Regions from separate parts of the Mus musculus genome. Here region 2 is linked to region 1. Evidence: chromatin loops called from intact Hi-C (ENCODE). Cell type or tissue: gastrocnemius. All regions are shown on one strand.

Region 1 (5,000 bases):
AGGTTCTAGTTCTAGTCTCCAGATCTTAGTGCTCACCATTTGAAACTCAGCATGAAAAGAATTACATTCACATACATTTTCTCTACTAGGTTTCCCATTTCTTTACCTTCTCTGATACCAGAGCTTGGTCCAGAAACCAGCTTTTGACTCTTCTTGCAGCTCAACCACATTGCATCCTTACCTAATTGATCTCTGCATCTTTAAAAGGGCATTGGAAAGAGTTTTGTTTTGTTTTGTTTTTTAAATCCATTCTAGCTTCATTATTACCAATCTGATATTTTGAGAAGACTGCTCATTTGTATTTGTTTTTTTAAGTTGATCTCTATAAATTACTATGATTGAATTATTTCCCATATAGCATAGCTAAAAAGCATGGTCTCTTTAAAGAGGATGTCTTGTCTTCTAATCTATGTCCCCCTATCCAGTAGCAATGAGATCTTTACATTTTTAAATTTTATTTTGTGTGTATGAGTATTCTGCGTGCATGCATGTGTGTGTACTGTGTACATTCCTAGTGCCTAGAAGCCAGAAGAGGACATTAGAGCTTTTAGAGGAACAGGCTGTTGTGAACTGCTAGGAACTAAGTCAGAGTCCTTTGGAAGAGGAGTCAGTGAGTGGAGCCAGCTTTTAAATGCTGAGCCATCTCTCTAGCTCCTCTCAGTGGGACCCTTAAGCAAGTCACTTCTTTCATACAAGTGTCCCTATCTATAAATTAATAATTAACAGCAGTACAGAACCTAAACTGATCAGTCTTAAATGTCAACTGGGTCAATGCATGTGAACTATTAGGAACTGAGAGAATAGTACTTGATGCCAAATAAGAAGTATTTTAGCTTATATCAATATTTTTGTGGTCATTTGCTCTTCTGTCCCTTCTGTCCTTCTTCTGTCCCCCTGTCCTTCTGTAACAACAGCCGTGTCTGTCCTCTCCAGTTTGCTACCTCCATCTCTTTGTTAATGTTATTACCTGTTTTTTTCTTCAGGATGAAATGAGTTAGTATCCACAAATACTTAGAACACTGCCTGGCACTAACTAATTACTAAGTGAGACTGGGGTTCCTCTGCCTTGACTCTGCTCTCAATGCTGTCCAGATTGGTTCTTCCAGGGCAGTTTGGAGAGTTTCATTTCTCTTGTAACCTTTAGTTTTCCCAACAGGAACTATGATAAAACACTGCTTTCACACCAATATCAGATGACTTTTAAGGAACAGCTGTAAAGGGGGCATTAATGCAAAGATAAAGCCTGGCAGTGGTGGCACACATCTTTGATTCCAGCACTTGGGAAACAGAAGCAGGTAGATCTCTGAGTTCTGGCTACAGAGCAAGTTTCAAAACAGCCAGAGCTATACAAAGAAAACCTTTCTTGAAAAAAAAAAGTAAAACAACAACAGAAAAATAAATTTGGGTTATGAAGTAGTGAAGTTTTAACTATTTAAAGACAGATATTGCTTACTAAGATAGTCTCTCTCTCTCACACACACACCTATATAAAACTTTTATCAATGATCAAATTCAAGAGTCAGGTGTGGTGGCATATGCCTCTAACCTCAGGCACGGTAAGGCAGAGGCAGGTGAATTTCTGTGGGTTCCAGGACAGCAGAAGTTGACTCTGTCTCAGACAAGGGAACAAAACCAAAACAAATTCAAGTCAATTTATTTATTTTAACAAGACATTAAATTTAAATTTCATCTGTCATAGGTTTAAAACAGAATATGAAGGGGAAAGGCCAAAGAGATTGAGATTTTTGCTGGAGAATCAATAGGTTCATGGAGATAATAAAAAGAGTTTTATTTCTCAATTTAAAAAGTAACAGTTGTTTGGTTATTGCTGTGAAAAGAGACTTAATTGTGAACTAGTCACTTGTGAAGTGGTCATTTGCATGACCTGCTCTTTAACCCTTTGTTTATTGGCAGCTACTTTTTGTAGTTTAAATGTTTTATTATAATTTTGTGAAGAAAAGTATTTTTCTCTGCTAAAAACTGCATTGGATTAAAAAAAAATATTCAGCCACATAAGGCCATTTCTCCACTGTCTTAGTTCCCAGATGTTTTAAAAAGAAAGAAAAGAAAAAAAAACCATACTTTCATGGGTATTTTTAATGCGTTACTGTAGGGAGCGGCAGATTGAGAGTTAACGCCTTTCAGAGGGAAGAACAGTCCATTGGGGGTTAAACTGCAGAGTCTAATGGAATAATAACTGGTAGCACCATCTGCTGGCCTACTTCCGCAGAAGGAGTCAGTATTTTTAACGACATCTCTAATATTCATGCTGATGCGTTTTGATGCTTTGTGCATTCATTTCTTTCTGTGCTTTGTTGGAATCTGCTTACAGCTATTGAGGCAAGAGCTCGTAGGAGGGCTTGCAGCCTTTATCCTAGCTAAAGAGGATGAACAGCAGACGTAAACTTGCCAAGGCAGGAATGTGTTGATAAATCAAAATGTGTATTTGTGGACGGCTGTGCATCTCTCGGTTGCAGCTTGCTAAATAGGCCATTTAGGAGTCTTCTTTCAATGCTTTTTCCTTGAGCACTGCCTGGGGTGGTGAAAAAGCAGAGGGCAAGCCTTTGTCTGACGCCAAAAATGTCTTCAGTGAAGAGGCCAAGAGGAAGGGTAAGTGAAGCCTGAATGAGTGGGAGGAGGAGGGGTTCTTTGGGCTAAAAGGCTAATGGGATTGAATAACCCTCCTCGTTACTGGCTGCTGCAGCGGCGGCAGGAGTCGCACTGCATCGCCATCTTGAGCTGGGTGCTGTTTTCTCAGCCTGGGCTATTTGTTGTCGTCTGTAGGCCTTAAGGTGGCATTTTAGAGACCGTGTCCTTCTGTCCCCAGTGCTGTGACACTGCTCTGACATCTTGATGAGGCAGGTATAGAAAAGACACCCAGTAGAACACACTGGAATCGGCATGAAAATGTGCTTGGAAATTCCTGGGTTTTTTCTCTGCTGTAGTCACAGTCATGTTTACGGGTAAGAACCTAGCAAAACTGATCTAAGCCTATATGGACGAATGTGTGTTTGGAGAGGAAATTCTTTTAAAATGCTCTTGGTCTGTTTCCTGTGAGACTGCTAAAATATTAATAATTGTAATATAAAACTGAAAAGCTTGCTTCTTTCTAAAATAGCTTGAGTAAAATTATAATAAAGACAAAAATCCACATTTAACTCTTTCATGAGAAAACTAAAACTTTCTTTGATTTTAGATAAGAGAATGCCTGTTTACTAACTAGCTAGCTATGCTGCTGCATTAAAATAATTTTGTGTTCTCTTTCTTGTCTTAAAACAGGGTTTTTCTTTTTCTAAGGAGAAGTGATTCTAAGTTACAATAGCTATTTTTTTAATTTATTAATTTTGAGTTTTGGAAGAAAGATGAAAGAAAAGACTTTCATCCTAAGTGTAAATAATAATCACAGGACAAAATCTGAAATAACCACATTTCTATGCATTAGGAGTATCAACCGATCTGTCTCCCCTTAACCTGTATTTGCAAGTAGCTGAGCTGTGCTCTGTCCTAACTTCCAGGTGAGCAGAGCCTCACTACCTTTGTTTGTGTCACTCACATGTCGGCTCTGTCATTTTACTGCTGTTTAACTTAAATTTTTCAGACATTATGTCAGTTTTTTAAAAATATACTTTGGTATATTCTATTTATAATTTTTCTTTTCTTTAGCCTCCATCTTCCAAGAAGAGTGATGGTTCTGGGACATACACTAAGCTGCAGAATACCCAGGTGAGGGTCATGTCTGAGAAGAAGCCACGAAAAAGGGTGGAATCAGAAAGCAAGCAAGAAAAGGCCAATCGTATAATATCAGAGGCCATAGCAAGAGCAAAGGAGCGAGGGGAACGTAATATCCCGCGAGTAATGAGCCCTGAGAACTTTCCTAGTGCTTCAGTCGAAGGGAAAGAAGAAAAGAGAGGTCGGAGGATGAAATCTAAGCCAAAAGACAGAGACAACAAAAAACCAAAAACGTATTCTAAGTTGAAAGAGAAGACAAAAATTGGGTAAGTTGATTATTAATTAAATGTAATGTTTTCCAGGTCCTGCTGAGGTCCAACCTCTTTCTGCTGTTGGTTTGAGTGTGGACTCCATTGCTGTCTACCGTGTGCATTTTATTTCCATTTTCAGTGAATTAGGTAATAGTCTAGGGTCTCCCAATATTACTTTTCTGTTAACACAGTGTTTTGTATTAATAAAACAAAATGTGCAAGGGAAAGGACTAAAAATTCACATTTTTTGTGACAGTTCATTAGTCACTTTCTTTAAAGACATTTGAAATTCTTCCACTATTTCTTTACTTCCAAGTGGCATTGTAACTCACATGGCATCTAATAGTTTAAAACATAATAGAGAGTATTTTCTCAGAAAACCCAACCGCTCAAAACTCTGGACTGTTGGTAGGGAGTTACAATAGGCGTTTACTGGTTTACTTTATGTCATAAAGAGGCCAGGTGTTAAATGCTCCAGGAGAATCCATAGAGCAAAGAAGTGCTCGCCTCTCCCAGTTGTCTGTTGAGTCTTATTATTCTATCTGTTGTAGTGTTAGGGATCGAATCCTCAGACTTAGTGTTTTGTCTTAAATTTTACAACTGAGGTTTTATACATGCTAGACAAACCCCTCAGTGCCAGAGCCGATTCTATGTGTTTTCATTTGACTGTGTGCACATTTTCAAAATATAAATATATGCAGGCTTTGTATGTAAAGTTGAGCATAATGTAAGGCCCTGCTAGCTCACGGTTGTTCTCACAGGACTAGTCATTTTTTGAAGCTTTCTGTAGAATTTTTCATAAAGTGCTTTATGTAAGCTAATGTAGGATTTTTGTTGTTCACTTACACAGAGAACAGAGAGAGAAGCCCTCTGACCAGAGACTCTTCATTTGCTTGCATTATTGCTGTTTAGTTACCAGCACATTGAACTCTTTATTTTCATCCCGATGTAGTCAAAACAAATGCAGTCTGTTCGTGTATAATGCATCAATAAATAATTATTATTGGTAATACACTATTT
Region 2 (5,000 bases), 78 kb before region 1:
TACCTCTGAAGTCTCCCCCAGTTAGCACTGCATTATCCTCTTATTTAACCTGATTCCCCATTATCCACTATAGTGCCTGGTAGCTCATTATCATCATAAAAACAACAATAACACAGTAATTATAGATAACATTTATTCAGTTAACTGAGTGCCAGGTACTATGCTAAACAGCACCTCTTCCTTTATGATTATAATATCACTCACCCATTCATAAACCCTAGAAGGTAGGTTCCATGTCATTTCACATTTTGTAGATAGGGATGGAAGTGAAGACTCTGCCCCAAAATCACAGAAGTAGTAAATGATGACGTCGGAGTCTACACCTGACACTGAAGCTCTTAATACCACATCATAGCTGCCCAATAAAATCCTTTTTCAAATCTTTAGTTAAGTTTTCTATATTTGTTTTTAATTTATTTAGGGGCAGGGTTTTATAATGTAGCCTTGGGTGCCTTGGAATTATGTAGACCAGACTGGCTTCAGACTCACAGATCTGCCTTCCCTTGTCTCCCAAGTGCTCGTATTGAAGGTGTGCTCCATACGTATCTGTGTGTATGCATATATGTGGCGGGGTGCATGTGAAGACAGGAAGAAGGCATCAGATTCCCTGTAGCTGGATAAAGGTGGGTGCTGGAAACTAAACTCAGGTTCTCCGCAAGAGCAGCAAGTGCTGTTAACTCCAGAGCCTTCTCTCCAGCCTCCCCGCCCCCCAGTAATTTCTTTAATGAAGTTTCTTCTGTCCAGAACCTTAGGAAGTACTTTTGGCTTTTTTGACTTTATAACTCATCAATTATGGTTTTTTGTTTTTGTTTGTTTGCTTTTTTGTTTTGTTTTTCAAGGCAGGGTTTCTCTGGCTGTCCTGGAACTCACTCTGTAGACCCGCCTGGCCTTGAACTCAGAAATCCCCCTGCCTCTGCCTCCCAAGTGCTGGGATTAAAGGCATGCACCACCACTGCCGGGCATCAATTATATTTTAAATGTATCCATGTTTTGCTTACGAACAAAGCTTAAAGTAATTTTAATATCTTTAAATGTAACTCACGTAAGTCATAATTAGTTACGCTTTCTCAGTAAGCACTGTGCTGACTTGAGAACTCACCATGAGAGAGAACTAACCTACAGATTGTTCTCAAATGTCAAGAGGTGTTCACAGTTCCTTCTTTATCAAAAAAACAAAACAAAACAAAAAAAAACAAAAACAAAAAACCTATATCCTGTTACTATATTTTTTTCTGGCATTATTCACACTTACTACCCCTAGCACATCATCTAAGTAACATGTTATTGTGTCTATTACTGACCTGTATAACTCTGTCATACGATGTTCATTTACTAACCCCATGTGTTCATGATGCCTGGCACACAGGCTGCCCCAAATGTTTGTGGGATGTCTGAAATCCGAGAGTGAATGAATGAATGAAATGAACAGGAAACCGAACAAGTCGTGACATTTGCTTTCGTATTCAGATTTTGTGCTTTTTTTTTGTTAAAAAAAATAATTTTTTTTTTAGCTGACTAGGTTTTCATATTTCAGACATTCCTTTAGACTGGTCAAGAAGCTGAGAAACCGTGATTTCGTACCTATTGTGTGCCTAAGAGATCAAACAGGCATAACCTGGACACCCAAATCAATGCTTTACTGTCGTTTCCTTTATCTCTTATAAAGCAACAGTGGGCGGCCTGCTTCATCAAGTATAGACTCTGGCAAAAAAGCAGAACGCCTTTGTTTTCTAAACAAAAAAACTCCTGGCAGCTCTCATATAGCTGTCTGGATCAGCCTTGGGTATTCCAACTCAAGGCACCCATTACACACACAAAACATCTGATATTTGTGTAACAGGTCCTTAACCCCTGGCCGTGGTGCTTATTGCCGAAGGGGCGGTGGTGCACTAGATAGCTGCAGAACTCAGTAACTTCCCTCCCCGTGAAACAGTCTGTGGCTCAGTTCTCAAAGCTGGGCCAAACAAGTAATTATAGCTTCCCTCTGTGGTGTGCAGGGCAGGAGGCTGATTTAATAAAGGAAGCCTGCTGTCTGTCTCCAGCCTGCTTGTGACTCATGGAACCCGGGAGTCCCGGCAGCACTACCCGAAGAGGGTGGTGAGCGGCTGGGGGTGGGAGGTAAAGGGGTAGCCAGCTCAGCTAGCCAGAGCCCCAAGAATGAGGAAACTCCCCGCTTGGCGGGTAGGAACCAGCAGCTGGAGCCAGAGGAAGTGAGGCTGGGACAGAGCAAGCAGCTGCTGCTTCTCCCCGGAAAGAAGGCTCGTGCCATGTGGACATCTACAATAAAATGGGTTAGTGGTTTTTATATTCAGAATCGGGGCGGAGGGGGCACAATCAGATTGCCTCTGTTAGGGGTGGCTGCCTGCCTGCCTGACTCTATGTGATATGCCAGTGGCCTTGGTTTCTCTGGAGGTCTGGGTGGATGGAGTCTGGATTGATCCTGGATGTTAATTTGGTTTCTCACTTTGGCAGGGAGGTGGCTAATGAGGTGTTCACAGCCGCAGAGACAGTGGGAGGGGGTGGTTTTAGCTGCTCGTGGGCTGACAGCTGCTTTGGAGAGGATTTGGATGCCACCTCCGATAGGTCACCACAGGTCATCTTATCCTTCCTACGGTCTCCAGCAGCTTCTTCCTCCTTTGCTGACAATCAGCCAGACAGGCAACTTGACCTCCTCTGTCTCCTGCTGGCCCTGCCGGCAGGGAGATTCCAGAGTCATCCCTCCCTCCCTCCCTATCCTTCCCGCTGAGTCACCACACCTCCCGGTCAGGTGATCCTCCCCTGGGCCCTTCTGAGAGCACCTTGACCTATATTCCGAACTCCGTGACGGTAGATTGTAATTGTCCCGAGACAAGGCCCGCCAGGCAGCGGGCACGGTGCCCTGGTAGCCCCGGCTGCAGACAGACGCCCCGGGCAGCGGGAGGGGCGCTCCCTCCCCCGGAAGCCAGCAGCGAGAGGCCTGGAAATGGAAAGTTAAGAGGCTGGAGGCTGTGTGCAGGCGGGTGGCAGAGGAGGGTGGTGGCAAGCTGAGTCAGCTGGGAAAGCCGACAGCTAGCCACTGGGAGCTGCAGGCTCACCCCTGCCCCTCCCCAACCCCCTCTCTGAGGGATGCCAGCTCAAGGCCAGATGCGGGACAAACGCCATTGTGGCTGGCGACATGACCGCCCACCCGAAGGGGAGAAGTGAGTTAAGATGTCAATAACGGGACAAACCTTGATGTTTCATCTGGTCAGTCAGCCTAGGAAAACACACACAGGGGGCAAGCTGTCATCCCTACGTTACCCACAGAATGGCCTCTACGTGTCTTGTGTATGGGTTCTTTGTGCAATCCTGTGCAGTCTTTGTGTCTTCTGAAAGAGAGGGCAGTGGGGGTGCTGTGGGAAAAGGGACTGAGAGAGGAGTCAGAGTCAAACTTGAAGCCCCGTCCCCGGGCATAGTGCCTGAAAAAGGTGACCAATAGCCAAAGATCACAGTCCCCTTTGAGTTGGAAAGAGCTCTGAATTCAGAGGCATTCTTAAAATCTCCCTTCAACAGCCAGCAGTACTGTGTGTGACCTTACAAAGTTAAGTCCATCAGTCCAGTGGGGATTTTAGTAGACTGCTTCTACTGAATCTCAGGGTCCACATTAAATCCGATGACTAGAGTAAGGTTTATTCGTTATGTATAAGGGTGCATACCTGAGCCCGCACTTGGTGGTACAGGCTAGGAATCTCAGGTAACTGGTAGGCTGAGGCAGGGTGATCAAAACTTCAAAACCAGCCTGGGCAACTTAGTGAGACCTTTTGTTCAAAATAAAAAGCAAAATAAACAAGTAAAAAATAAATAAATAAATAAATAAATAAATAAATAAATAAATAAATAAATAAATAAAATGAGGAAGGGCTAGAGAGATAGCTAAGAAGCTAAGCATTGGCTGCTTTTCCAAAGGGACACAGATTTGATTCCCAGTAACCACTTAACATTACATCATTTCCAAAGGTGTTTCTTCAGGCCTCTGGGATACCAGGTACATGCACGAGGCATAGACATACGTGTAGACAAAAATGCCCAAACACATAAATCAACAAAAATAAATAAGTAAATAATAAAAGACAAAGAGCTGAGATCCAGGTATGGTGGATTGCACCTATAACTCCAGTACTTGGGAATTAGAGTCGGGGAATCAGAAATTCACAGTAATCTTCAGCTACATGAGGCGAAAATCTGAGGCTAGCCAGGGCTGCGTGAAACTGTCTCAGGAAGGGATGGGGGAGGGAACAAGAGGCGGAGTCACCGCTGACTTTAGGGTTATCTACCTTATCAAGCAGACAGCCCCACAAGTTAGTCTTACTTGTTTTATTCCCTTATATAAGAAAAGATACATGTTTATCATAGTTTAGGTAAAAGCCTGCAGATGAGGCACACTTTTCAATGTTGCTTTTGCTTGTTTCTCCCCTCCCAGGCTCAAAGCCAGAATGATACTAAGTAAGCTCTCCATTACCAAGCAACGCCCTTAACCCCAGCACAGTTTTCATTTATATTTAGACAAGGTTTCCTGTCTGTAGGTTTCAGGCTGGGATTGAACTCACAATGAGCTTGACCTTGCACTTTGGTTCTTCCTATCTCCAATTCTCCAGTGCTGGGGTGACAAGCACAAAAAGTAGGGTTGCACCACAATACCTGGTTTATAACATGTTCAGAATCAGACCCAGGGTTTCTTGCATGCTAAGGCAGCACTCTTAGCAACTAAGCTATACCCCCCGCCTCCAGCTTCTTTTTGTTTTTTAAAGATATATTTATTTTTCTTTTAGTGTCTGAATGTTTGCCTGCATATGTGTGTGTGTGTGTGTGTGTGTGTGTGTGTGTGGTATGTACCATGTGTATGTTTGGTGCCTGAGGGGGTCAGAAGAAGGTATCAGATCCGATCCCTTGGAACTGGAGTTACAGATGGTTGTAAGCTACCCATGTACTTCCTGGAACGTAAAACCCTTCCTGATCCTCTGCAAGAGCAGCAAGGACTCTTA

Evidence for each region. A loop is a pair of places that touch in the nucleus more often than their neighbours do. Peaks named below come from ENCODE experiments on the same cell type or tissue, not always from the same donor. Only the 100,000 strongest peaks of a DNase experiment are listed, where the experiment ranks them.
Region 2: a loop joins it to region 1, with 10 times the contacts of the local background. A loop is called at or near these places in 1 of 42 quality-filtered maps.

The regions. Positions count from the first base shown.
Region 1 is chr8:90,952,720-90,957,719 of GRCm38, forward strand. It overlaps Chd9 (chromodomain helicase DNA binding protein 9), which reads left to right. Exons shown (of 40, transcript NM_177224.2): 4 at 3,664-3,995. Among named protein-coding and RNA genes, the nearest start is that of Gm39221, 100 kb to the right of the region's middle. In gastrocnemius, a CTCF peak has its summit at 2,211 (motif pointing left); DNase peaks (open chromatin) are centred at 2,243 and 2,695; H3K4me3 peaks cover 3,231 bases; H3K27ac peaks cover 3,322 bases.
Region 2 is chr8:90,874,418-90,879,417 of GRCm38, forward strand. All of the region lies in intron 2 of Chd9 (chromodomain helicase DNA binding protein 9), which reads left to right. Among named protein-coding and RNA genes, the nearest start is that of Chd9, 48 kb to the left of the region's middle. In gastrocnemius, no CTCF peak of the experiment used is centred here; DNase peaks (open chromatin) are centred at 2,137, 2,581, 2,887 and 3,375; H3K4me3 peaks cover 2,233 bases; H3K27ac peaks cover 3,067 bases.